Linked DNA regions of Homo sapiens: region 2 is linked to region 1. Evidence: chromatin contacts called from ENCODE Hi-C data. All regions are on one chromosome and are shown on one strand. Each heading gives the region's core, a stretch centred on a gene start or an enhancer-like site at or near the end of the contact. The rest is flanking DNA. Distances are from core to core; before and after follow the strand shown. Region 1 holds the start of TMEM140 (transmembrane protein 140). Region 2 holds the start of CALD1 (caldesmon 1).

Evidence for each region. Hi-C counts contacts between places; a loop is a spot of excess contacts on that map. Pooled maps may share reads with other maps.
Region 2: a pooled map shows a loop between it and region 1 (3-fold over the local background). The contact joins the promoter of CALD1 here to the promoter of TMEM140 in region 1. A Hi-C loop is called at or near these places in 6 of 50 pooled maps.

The regions. Positions count from the first base shown.
Region 1 is chr7:135,142,868-135,149,456 of GRCh38, forward strand. It overlaps TMEM140 (transmembrane protein 140), which reads left to right and starts at 5,205. Exons shown (of 2, transcript NM_018295.5): 1 at 5,205-5,403. It also overlaps a transcript of CYREN not described here. RefSeq lists an enhancer at 4,984-5,483.
Region 2 is chr7:134,774,437-134,781,195 of GRCh38, forward strand. CALD1 (caldesmon 1) reads left to right here and starts at 5,198. Exons shown (of 15, transcript NM_033138.4): 1 at 5,198-5,313. The region is part of intron 1 of LOC124901750 (a long non-coding RNA gene); the gene reads right to left.

The DNA.
Region 1 (6,589 bases), core at 3,955-6,454:
TCAATATTGTCAAGATGTCAGTTCTTTCCAACTTGATCTATAGATCCCAATTAAAATCCCAGCCAGTTATTTTGTAGATATCAACAAACTGTTTCTAAAGTTCATATGGAGAGGCAAAAGACCCAGAATAGCCAACACAGTATTGAAGAAGAACAAAGTCAGAAGACTGACACTACATGCCTTTAAGACTTACTATAGACTGAGTGCGGTGGCTCATGCCTGTAATCCCAGCACTTTGGGAGGCCAAGGTGGGATGTTCACTTGAAGCCAGGAACTTAAAACCAGCCTGGGCAACATAGCAAGACCCTGTTTCTACAAAAATAAATAAAAAGAAAATTCTAAAAACGGACTTACTATAGAGGTACAATAATCAATACAGTATGTTATTGGCAAAATAACAGACAGATCAATGAACAGAATAGAGAGACAAGAAAAAGATCCACATAAATATAGTCAACTCATCTTTAACAAAGGAGCAAAGGCAATACAATGAAACAAAGATAGTCCTTTCAACAAATGGTGCTGGAACAACTGGACATCCACATACTGCAAAAACAAACAAACAAATCCAGATGCAGACCTTATTGCCTTCACAAAAATTAACTGAAAATGGATCACAGACCTAAATGTAAAATGCAATACTATAAATCTGGAAGATAACACAGGAAAAAAAACTAGACGGCTGAGGGTATGTGTAGGAATTACATGAGATATCTCTGTACCTTCCTCTCAATTTTCCTGTGAACCTAAAACCAATCTAAGAAATGAAGTGTTTAATATTGAATTTAAAAAAAAAATGGGCAGAGATCCAGCTCTAAAACAGCACCCTGAGAAGCTTCTCACCCACTCCCCAGTGGTGGGCAGGGAGGGGAACCTGGTAGAAATATTTTTTAGAAAAACCCATTTAAAGTTTTAAAAACCATTAGGAAAATTGTCCTAAGGACATACATCAAATAAAGACATATTTATTCAGAAAATTTACTAAATTCCTGTAAGAAAAGTGAGGGTCTCTGGTACTTAGCCATGGCCCACTCCTTCCCTTCCCCCATGTTCAGCAGAAGGGAAACTCCACTGTGGGAGGATATGGCCAAGAACACTGGGATCACAGTCACTCCAGCTCCCAGTCAAGGGCTATGGTATCTCCCCTAGGAGGAGAAGGCTGCCAGCGTTTCTCATCTCCCTACCGCTGTGAAGCAGAAACAACATTTGAGGCTAATGAGGCCAAGAGGTCAGGGACTCCCTTCCTCCACTCAACCATAAGGCAAAGGTTCAGTGGGCTGGGAATACTGGATTCCTGGTCACCTTTTCTCCAGCTACTTCATAGTGTGGAGTTTCCATGCCAGGAGAGTCAAGCTGAAGTTGAAAAGACCAGAGGCTACTACGCCACTCAGGACCATGCTCAAAAAGTAGATGGGTCACTCTAGAAGATGCAAGCCACTGTCACCAACCCCAGGTCCAGAGCAGTGGCTCAGATATGTTGCCCAGAGGAGAGGCATGCCTTAAGAACAGAGAGCTCTGAAGCTGTCCTCAAGTAAACTGACTTGTTTGGAACAGAGTGTGGGGAAGTTCAAGGTTAAGAGTACTGCCAAAAACAATGGAGATTTTGACAGTAAGCAATTAAGAGGAAATGAGTAGCTTGATAAAAGCAACAAGCTCAACCATAGGCCAGCTAGGTTGCCAGAGAACCAGTGAAAGAGACAGTAAGAAATAACCCTCTTGGAGTAAAAACAAAAAAAAGAAAAAGGGAAGATAAAGAATAAGAAAGAGGCCAGGCACAGTGGCTCATGCCTGTAATCCCAGCATTCTGGGAGGCCAAGGCAGGTGAATCCCTTGAGCCCAGGAGTGTTAGACCAGCCTGGGCAACATGGCAAAACCCTATCTGTACCAAAAAATTAATAATAATAATAATATAAAAATTAGCCAGGCATAGTGGCACGCACCTGTAGTCCTAGCTACTTAGGAGGCTGAGGTGGGAGGATCACCTGAGCACAAGAGGTCAAGGCTGCAATAAGCTGTGATCGTGCCACTGCACTCCAGCCTAGGTGACAGAGAGACCCTGTCTCAAAAGAGTAAAAAAAAAAAAAAAAAAAAAAAAAAAAAAAGAAGAGGAACAAAGAAATATTTTAGACCTCCAGTTAAAAATGGCAAACTGGATACACATTCAATTTTGCTCCCTCTCAAAACCACCAAAATAATTTATTTTTTAAGGCATAAAGCTGAAAGGATGACAAGAGGAGACCATTTTGGAAGCCAGGAAGCAGAACAAATTTAAACTTCTCAACAAAACAAGAAAGCCAGACATAATGGGACAAAGCCTTCAAAATTATAAATGAAAATTATTTTTAACCTAAAATTTTATATTCAGTCTAAATTTGATCACATTTGAATAGATCAAGTTAGAATGAAGATATTTTCAGTTTTGTAAGTTCTCAAAAAATTCTCTTCAGTGTACCCATTTCTCAGGAAGTTACTGGAGATTTACTCTCCCAGAACTGAATAAATGGAGAAAGAGAAATGCCTTTGATGCAGGAAGCAGGAGATCCAACCTAGGACAGAAGTAAAGGGAATCCCCAGCATGGTGGTGATGTGAGAAGCCAGGACAACAGCTGTGTGTGGTGTCAAGCCCCAGACTGGGGCAGGTTGGAAGGGTCTGAAAAGCCTTTCTCAGGAAGATATAGAATACTTGATGCATAGAAATTTATTCATAGAAGATTTGATAAAGATTTGAGGGTTGGATTAGTGTTAAGCAATAGAAAACCAAGCAAGCAAACAAACTTTTTAAAAAAAGCAATTATCTTCAGAGAAGATCAAAAGTTATGCAGGATAGGAAAAGTAATCTTAATTTTCTACATGGCTCAGCTGCTGTAAATGGTATTTACAGGCACACCTCGGAGATATGTTGCAGGTTCTGTTCCTGACCACTGCAATAAAGCAAGTATTACAGTAAAGCAAATCACACGAATTTCTGGTTTCCCAGTGCATATAAAAGTCATGTTTATACTATAAGGTAGCCTATTTAGTGTGTGATACTGTTATGTCTAAAAAAACCTAACGGACATACCTTAATTTAGAAATACTTTGTTGCTAAATAATGCTAACAATCATCTGAACCTTTGCCTTCACAACATAAGGCCTAACATTTGGCTTATCTTTGCTTTCACAATGCCTTCCTCACTAAGCTTAATCATTTCTAGTTTCCAATTTTAAATGAAAGACATGTGACACTTCCTTTCACTTAAACACTTACAGGCCATTGTAGGGACATTAATTGGCCTAATTTCAGTATTATTGTGTCTCAGGAATAGGGAGACCTAACGTGAGAGAGAAATGGAGGAACGTCCAGTTGGTGGAGTGGTCAGAACACACGGTCAGAACACCAACACAGAGTTGGTGGAGCGGTCAGAACTGAATTATCAATTAAGTTCACCGTCATATGGGTGCGGTTCATGGCACCCCAAAACAATCACAATAGTAACATCAAAGATCACCATAACCAACATAATAATAATGAAAAAGCTTGAAATGTTGCAAAAGTTACCAAAATGTGACACAGAGACATGAAGTGAGCAAAGGCTATTGAAAAAATGGTGCCAATAGACTTGCTCGATGCAAAAATGCCACAAATCCTCAATTTGTAAAAGATGCAGGATCCACAAAGAGAGATGCACAATAAAATAAAGTATACCTGTGCATATTCCAATATTGTAAACACTGAATATTGATTTAAACAAAACTATAACCAATTTGGATAGAGGAGGAAGAGAGGAAGCATACTTCTGGAACATGCAGTGGGGAAGAAGAAAGCTAAATCTTCACCTTTTATGGTTGGGAGTCAGTAGATTATGCCTGAAACTGAAAAATCAAGAAGTACCAATCCAAGCATGTTATTTAGAGAACTGAGGTAAATGCCTAAAGAATGAGCACAGGTGAAAGTGCTTGCCTCTGAAGAGGAAGAAAGGGAGAGTGTGGGACTGCCGATTTTCGTAAGTTTTGAAAAACTGACTCTTTGAAAACTAGGTACATGATAACCTTGAATAAATTTCATAAATATAAATATGTTTCTATCTCTTCTATATCACTTCACTCACCAGTATTGAGTTTTCAGAGTAACTACTGTATATTAGTATCTAAAAGTTAATTTTCTGTCTTAAAGGCATTAATATGGATGCTAGACTAAATATACAGAAATTCCACTTTTCATAATAATAGCTACCATTACTATGGTCCCAGTATTGTACTAAGCACTTATATTATCTCCAGTCCCCAGAGCAACCATGCAAAGTAGGTACTGTTTCCATTTTACAGATAAGAAATTGATGCTCAAAGAGATTAAATAATTTGCTAGTATGTAGCAGAACTCTCTGATCTCAAAGCCTCTGTTCTTCCTTCCTCCTGGATCCCATCACCTCTTTCTAGAGTTTGCGTTTAAAAGAACTAGGGGCAGGGGGAGGGCAATGTAGCAGTTCAAATAACTCCTCCTTTGGAGGAAGGGCAAGGAAGCAGAAGAGAACCGCTGAAGGATTCAGCAATAGCACTAGGTAGCAGTCTCATGTAACCAAGTTTAACCCACAGTTGAAATTTCCAGTTGGTCATGTGAGCAACGGAAGCAATTTTTAAACTCTGGCCAGGAGCCCCAATGCTTACAAAAATAAAAGCTTTGTTCGGCTCTTATTTTGAAATAAAATAGATGTTCCAGCTGCTCCAACATGGGCCTAAACACTGCAGTGAGAATGCTCAGGACACAAAGTTTTGTGTCCAGAGAAGCCCAGTCATCATTACAAAATTGATCTCTAAAAGGGGTTGGGGGACAGACGGCATAGCTGCTTCCCAAGGAAATGAGTAGGAGGTGACCTGGGTCCTGACTGCCACACTGGCTGGGAGCTTGGACCAGATGATCCTGATGGGTTTCTTCTGAATAAAATTCCGGGTTGTGTTTATCTTGCAGTTTAAATCACTGGGAGCTTCGAGAGTTCTTTGGCTCCTTCCCTTTCTGGAATTATTGTGTGATATAATCAAGACATTTACCTGGCTCTTTAAATCAGTTGGTTTGCCGGCTACAGTGTAGGTAAAGAGTATGTCATAATGGACAATAAAAAGTTGTTTACATACCTCATTTCTGAAAAGTCATGGGCCACTGGCAAGTTAGGAAACGAAAGTGAAATCAGCTGATAGTGACATCAGTCAGAACAAATGTACCAAAGTTCAGAGAGCTGTTTACTAGGCACGACTGCGAAGGCAAGGGGGCACCAGCTCAGGACTGCATCTGCCTGCCATTTCCCTTCCACTCCTCCTTTCTGGAGTCTGACATTAGAAAGCCAGCGAGAAGGAAGATTCAAACAACCAACCCTGATTTCCTGCTTCTCCTTTTCATGAGTGTTCCTGTGGTCTCTGCACCTCCTTTCTGTAAGTACCGATCCTGCAAGCATCACAGCTTACCCAGACGTCTACTACCTTGTAAGACAATTTTGTTTTCTTCTCAGATATTTCATGTTCTGGCAATCCACATAGGGGAACTCACTGGTTGTTCAGTATCTGTGACCCTCCCTCGCTCATGTCTGTATAATCTACATAATCTACCCCCTTTACTCTCTGCTCTCCTTCCTTCCACTCTTCGGCATCAACATGTGTAGCTCTGGCCTCAAAGATGATGAAAGTAAGGCCAGTATAACTGGTTAGAAACGATGCAGGGCTGACTGCACACAGCAGAGTCTTGCACGCAGTGTGTACAAGGACATGGCTGTGGCTTGTGCAATACACTGTTCATCAGAAATAGGTAAACAAAAGCAGGTCACCGACCAACACTAACTAAACCACTATTCAATGGTAGTTACGAACACATCATAAAACTTTAAAATACACACTGAAGATTAATATCAACAGAAAAACTTGTGTTCTTGCCTCAAAGAATGGGACCTAAGAGATGTTTAGATCTTATGTTAGTCATTAGACCAGATTGCTCCTCATGCCCCAGTGGAAATCCATGGTGGTATTTTAGTTCTCTTGATGCATATTTTAAGAGATTTTTTTTAATGTGGGCTTAGTTTCACTAATAACTTCCACTATGCTTCTTCGCCTATAAAATCAAAGGCTCCTTTGAAAGAGGGAAAAGACACATATTTCCTTCTTCCCTCATGATAACTGAAGAGCATTTTTCAGTATCCACTTACCATACCCCATTCCCCAAAATCTCAGGTCTGAGACTCAGTCCATGAGATATTTTTTCAATCTTGCACATATTCCCCTTTCTCAACTTTCTTTCCAGCTTAGTCCCTGCTTTATCTAATTACTAAGGCTGTTTTGAATGCCTGTTTTATAAATTTCTTTTTTTTTCATAAATGTAGCACATAATTCTAAAAATATTTTACTGCAAATAGAGAACAATTGCCTGTAATGTCACCACCCAGAGCTACCACAGCTAACATTAACATTTTCAAATACTTCTTTAGTCTCTTTCTCCTATGCCTCTTTATATGGATGTAGTCACACTATGTAGAGTGATTTTATACCTGCTTTTTCTAAAAGATGCATAGTATTTTATCCTTGATACATCATAGTTTACTTCTGATATTGGACTTTCAAGCTGCTTCCC
Region 2 (6,759 bases), core at 3,948-6,447, 370 kb before region 1:
AGCACTCAGCCTCTTCCCTGTTCACTGCTTCACCTGGTTCCTCTGAGCCCAGCACTTCAAAGAAGAATCAGAATAAACTTCAGTTTTCCGTCTGGTTGAGAGAGAGATGCTCACCTGGTTGTGTGGGGTAGAGGACGCTATCTGGACTTCTAACTATTCCTTACCCAGACTTACAACAAATCTGTTTTCTGCTCCACCGCCTGTCCTCAGAGGTTCCCAGGGCTTCCATATTCCGAGGTTTTCCCGATTCTGAGGCTTGAATCAGCGTCCTTCTTGCTGGCATCCTAATTCACAGGACCAGATTTCAGTTTCTCAGCTCTGTTGAGTCCATTTCCAGCCATCTGTCCATTTTCCATAGTCCAAAATTTGCCTAACATCTGGACTTATGCTAATTCCTTTCAGGTACTCTTTGCTCTTTGTCTTGTAGGATTTATTTATGATTTTTTTATTGCTTTACTATCAGTCTGGAGAGGTTTGGGGAAGCAGAAATTAAATGAGTGTTCTTATGTGATCTGCCGTGTTTAACCATATCCTCAAATTTATTAGTCTTTTCATTTGTTAATTCTGTTTTTTATGTTATATACCCTATGATAAAAAAAATTCACCTTCAATTTTTTTCTAATCATTTCTGTTTGTTTTTTATATAACCTAGTTTATTATAGTGTGTAGTAGAAACTTTGAATCTAAATTTTCTGCTTCCACAAAATTGATTGTAACCCTGCCATTAATAGAGTGATCCACCCTTTTCTTCTTTATTTGTAATACTTCCTCTAAAATAATTCATATATGCTGGGGTCTATTTCTAGGCTTTCTGCTTTATTCTATTGATCTATTTGTTTAGTCTTGTGTGAATAGCACTTATCTTAATTAGAATTGTTCTATAAAAAAACCTCTTTGCCTATTTTTAGGTCTTTACTTTTAAAATATTTACTATTGTTTTGTCAAGTTCTACAAAATACGTCATTTGGAGATTTTAATTAGAATAATGAATGCGGCCGGGCACTGTGGCTCTCGCCTGGAATCCCAGCACTTTGGGAGGCCGAGGCGGGTGGATCAAGAGGTCAGGAGATCGAGACCATCCTGGCTAACATGGTGAAACCCTGTCTCTACTAAAAATACAAAAAATTAGCCGGGCGTGGTGGCGAGCACCTGTAGTCCCAGCTACTCGGGAGGCTGAGGCAGTAGAATAGCTTGAACCCGGGAAGCGGAGCTTGCAGTGAGCTGAGATCGTGCCACTGCACTCCAGTCTGGGCAACAGAGCGAGACTCCGTCTCAAAAAAAAAAAAAAGAAAAGAATAATGAATGCATGGATTACTTTGAGGAGAATATATATCTTTACAACTTTCAGGTTTTTCATTCATGAAGATGACATATTTCACCATTTAGTCAGGTTTTTCATGCCCTTAACTCAAGTTTTATAACTTTCTTGCACATATTTTGTTACATTTATTCCCAGGTAATGAACACTTTTTGTTATTATGAATAGCATCTTTTTCCACTACATTTAAAAATTAGAGATGGCTGATTACAGAAACTCTAGGTTTTTGCATCTTGAACTTAATTCCAACAATCTTGCTAAGCTCTTCTATTAGTTCCAATATATTTATAGATCCTCTCAAATTCTCTACACAGATAATTGTATAGCAAATAAAGACCTTTATTTCTCTTTCTAATCCCAGTGGCTATTTTTTCTATTTATTTGTCTTGGTTAGGTATCTAGCACATTTTTTTAGTTGTAGAAGAGATAGTAGTGGCTTTGTCTTTTCATTGATTATAATGGGAATGCTCTTAACATTTTATCATTAAGCATGACGTTTGCTATATATTTCTGGTAAATGCCTCTCATTATGTTTAAAAAGATTCTATTTCTAGTTTTCCAAGAGTTTTTTTTCCAAAGTGATTACTAAGTTTACCAAGTATCATTCACCTATTGAGACGATCTTTCTCTTTTCTTTTTTCTACTTCTCTTATTTATTTTATTTTTAAACTGCTAATGTTGTACATTATATCAGTGGATCTTCAGATCTTAAACCATCTCTGGATTGGTCTTATCTCTTTTTTCCACACTGTTGGATTCAATTACTAATTTTTTCATCTGCATTCATAAGTGCACTTAATCCAAATTCTCTATTGTGTTTGGTACTTTTGTGTCCAATTTTGATATCAAGATTCTACCAGCCTGCTTTTATTGTTTGATAAACCTGGGTGTTGGCAAAGGTTTTATCTGACTAAAAGAATCTGGCAAAGGGTGTTCTGCTGCCTTTTAAAACTTTCAAATCTTCTTTTCTATTGAATAAAGTAGGCATTTTAAGGTGGAAGGAGGTATGTTTTTCATGACTAAATGAAGTAACTAATTTTGAATTAAAAAAATGGCCTATTTTTACTTTTCCCAAGTTGACATGCAAGCAAAATATAATTTCTTGCTACTGATCTACATGATCGCAAACACTCAGTTGTAACTAAAAAAATATAAAGAATCGTCCAGATATTTCCAAATGTCTTTTTAGATTTATTATGGTTCGATTAAGTTGATCTAGCCTATGATAGACAAGGAGTCCTTTATCTAGGATGATCCAATTGGGAAATATATTTCACAGAAATTTCCTATATAAATCTCGTGTATTTTTAGGGCTGTTTACAAATGGCCTCTGGAAAAAGTAAATACTATGAAAGTAAAATTTCCCATGGCAGAGATTCAGCAACATGTATCTTTTTTTTTCCCCCTTCCTTTCTTTTTTAAATTCTTGATTGTTTAAAAAAAGTAAAAGGACAAAGAAAGAAGAATTTTTCAATATCATGGTACACACTACATGAAATTTGTTAAATTATTCTTCAACTATATAGTTCCTCCATGATAAGTGTATTTCAAATACATAAAATAGGTTGTGTGGTCACTCATCTACTATACCCTATATATGAGATATCCAGAATTTATCTATGGAAACATACTATTTTTTTTATCAAAAGACATAACCCAAAAATATTTAGCCATTTATCTTCTAAAAACCAGGCAAAATGCAGGTCCCTGCCGTGTTTCCTGTTGATAATATTTTCCCCATTTGTAGCACAACTTTTCTTTCCTCTGGAAAGCTGGTATTTATTTTATTCATAGATTGCAAAATTATACCCTGATGCTGTTCCACCAAAGGGCATTATTTATACAAGCAGGGAGAGTGTGGTTTAGGATATAAGCAGCAGCGGTAATGGAAAATAGCACTTTCAAACAGGCCTCACTGAGTTATGGAGAATACCACCTGGAGATCATGCACCCGGAACGTCTCTGGACACAGGTCATATCTTTGCACAGACATCACCAATTGCAGCTGTTTTCTGAACTCCTGATGTCTGCCCTACAATATGTTCAAGCCCAGCAGTTTACCAGACTATGTAGTATTATTCTATCTTTCCTTCCTGTCAGATATGGGATGTCCCCATCAGCAAAACTGGCCGTGTTCCGAAAATTTATTTCTAAATCATTTATCTGGGATCAGAAGACATTTTCCCACAGGAACAATTTTATAAACAGTGGTGTTCCACAAATGCCTGCTTGTGCCACAGTGTACCTGAAATGCAACATTGACTGTATGATTCCCACCAACCATTATTTATTCTTTTCTCTGGGAAAGTGCATTCCTCTTGGGATGCCTGAGGCTCATCTCTCCCTCTGCCTGGGAGCCTCAGCTATAGTTTTTTGGGCTGTGCAGCAGTAGCAGTCAGGAAGAGGGGAGGGAAGCAACCTTCCCAAAAAAGAGATGAGTGTAGAGAGTTGATATGGATGCCTCTGGGTAACTTGTTAATGCTGGAAGGCTGAAGAAGGAAACCAACAGTGCGAACTGGCTACTTCCCAACTGTTCTAAAAGAGGCACAAAGGGCAGGGACATTTTCGTAAACAGAGATCATTTCTAAGTCACATCTTCATAAACAGGGAAAGGCATATAGTAAAACCTCCCATTTTTAAAGACCAGTATCTGGACTTGTAATTAGCCAGGAAAAATATTGTGAAACTTCTTGGTCAGTGATGAAACAGTCTCAAACATATAACAATGAGACATAGATCTTGCACCTATCCCCAGGCCTGACAAATAGTAAGTGCTCCAAAAAAAGGGGATTTCAATTTTAATTAAGTACTAATTGAGTGAATTCTGTATTGAAAAGGACAAGACTATGTGTGGGCCAGTTACCTTAATTCTCATTAGCATCTACTAATTCTGACCCTCTTATAGCACACATCCTAACCATGAAGAGTTGGTCGGAGCACTTTCAAGACGTCACCTGAACATTATGTCACCTCTGCGGGATATATGCATCTGTCTACCCCAGCCCAAAGCAGGTGGTGGGTCTCTTCATACCCTCTCTGATGTGCATCAATTTCTAGGAATTTCTAGTACTATCTCCACATCACCAAATCTGAGGAAACAAAAGAGATAAGGAGAGGAAAGTGAAGCCAGTGAGGATATCCAAGCCTGTAGGACCTTAGGTTTATTCTGGCCAGTATTACCTGCTAAAAAAGACCTACGCTTTTGGTTTCCCTTTGGTCACTTATTTTTATAACACATGCAGACGTATTTTGGGGAGGTGTGCCTCTTTCAGGCTAGAATTTAGTCTGCTCAGCAGACCCGGGTCCTGTCTCCTTCAGGTTTTAGAATTGCATAACAATTTAAACTCATTTTGTATGTGCAAGTACTTTGAAAAGAAATATACTATTAAGACTCCCTCTGGTAAGAAGCCTTCCCCACCCCCACGCCCAATAAACTGATCTGTTAACTTTTTGTTTCAGAGACTGTGCTTTCTTTTTATTGCTGCATTTGTGTTCTACAAGACAGCCTCTTTCTCCAAGATTAACATTTCTTATGATTGTTCCTGACAATGGATTCACTTCCAGAGGCCCTGCTAAGGATAACCAAAAAAGGGCATGGAGCAGGCTGGTTTTGGCAGCGTGCACGCAGTTTCAGAGCTTTTTAGGTCTTGGGTTTTCTGATGAGTGATTTCCTGAGCATGCCTAGGGAATGACAGGCATCTCCACAGGCAGGCTGCATCCACCTTGGCTGGGGTGTCGTCATTGGCTGCCTATTAGAAAAACGACAGGACAATGCATACCACCGCCTCCCGACTGTAAACATAGGGGATATGTGTTCACTTAGCATGGACTTCTGGGAGGGGCCAAGGAAGGGCGGTCTGGAGTTTTATTGAATAGAGCAGTGTGTATTCGGCTGCCTGCCTGCCCGCCTGCTTGCTCTCTGGCTGTGCTCCTGCTTAAAGAAATCAGTCCTTCCTTTCCGACTTAGTCCTCGGGAAGAAGTTTCAGACTACAAGGTAAGGCACAGAAGGCTTTCTTTTTTATCTTCTAGAGAGAATCTGGGGACTTTCTCCGGCTTTCAGTCAACATTCCTGGCTAAGGTAGCTGGAGATGCAAGAATGTTCAAGGCAATAAACCATGCAAACTCCCGAGCCTGACTGGGCTTCACTGCCATACGGATATTCCCGGAAGGCAAACAGGATGAGATTTCCAGTTTTGTTTTTAGAATTGGGACAAGAAGAGTGACCATATAGAGACTTACATTTAGGGAACACTGGCAACTTTGATTAGGATAGCCTTTTGTTTAGGACAGCCATATGAGATTATACCTGATATCCAAAGGCCAGTGTTAGCAAGCCTACTGCACCAGACTGCTCACACAGTCTCTTCTGCATCTTTTATTGCCAAAGATTTGAAGAGGTTTTGCTTTAAAAACAAAATCAACAATCCTTTAGGTTGATGAGAAGCCAAAAGGGAATGATTTTTTTAACCAAAGGCTTTTGCGTTATAGTCTGCTGCCAGTATTTAAAACTAGACTTCCAGAGTTGCAAGGAAATACGGTCAGAGATGGAGAGATCACTAGCACCTAGCACTGGTTGGGTTAATGTCACTGATGGGATATTTGCTAAGACAGAAGATGCCTAGGCTGGTCTGTTTCCTATAAAACCTAATAACAAGAGAATGCATGCGCTAGTGGGTGTGTTTTTTTAGAAAGCACATTTAACGTCCTACCAAACTATTTTTTAAGAAATCTTTTTTTCTGTTTGAAAGTGTGCCTGAGTGTGTCTAGAGAATCTAAAGAGATGTCGATTGGCAATGTGTTTCAGAAAGGAAGGAGGCAGGCTTTTATATCTAGATAGACATATTTGGGTGTCTGAAACAGTAGTACAAGGCAGCTAGTTGGTAGTAGCCTGGAATTCCTTTTAGAAAGAGCTGATGGCAAGGGGTGGGGGAATTTTAGTGCTGTGGCAATACATGGTCAAAAAAAGTGGATGAGAACAAAGTGCTTGATATTTATAGATGCCTTCTATTAACAGGACTATGCAGATGGACTTGTAAACTGAAAATCCTTCTAATGTGTTTGTCAAAACCAGACATATACAGCTAGAACCTGAGTGAAGACTAGATGCTATATGGCAAGCAGGGTAAATCTGATGATTTTTTAGTAGTGCTGGCTATTAAAGACTACCAGCTGCAAATGACTGATTCAACTGGATTTTATTCCATGCAATGCGGTAGTTTGGGGTTGAGATTCATTAAATAAAGTTTTCTCTTTGTATTTAGAAGTTTGGGGATAATTTTCTTGGGAATGCCTATTTCTCCTTCTAGAAGTGATATATGAGAACAGAATTCCTTGTGAATTTCCTTCCCTGGAACAGTTCTGAGTAAGTGTGAGAGAAAAGCTGCAGGCAAAAGCTATAGTTTAATTACTGTCCTTCCCTCGAAGAGATCAAGTTCCAAAC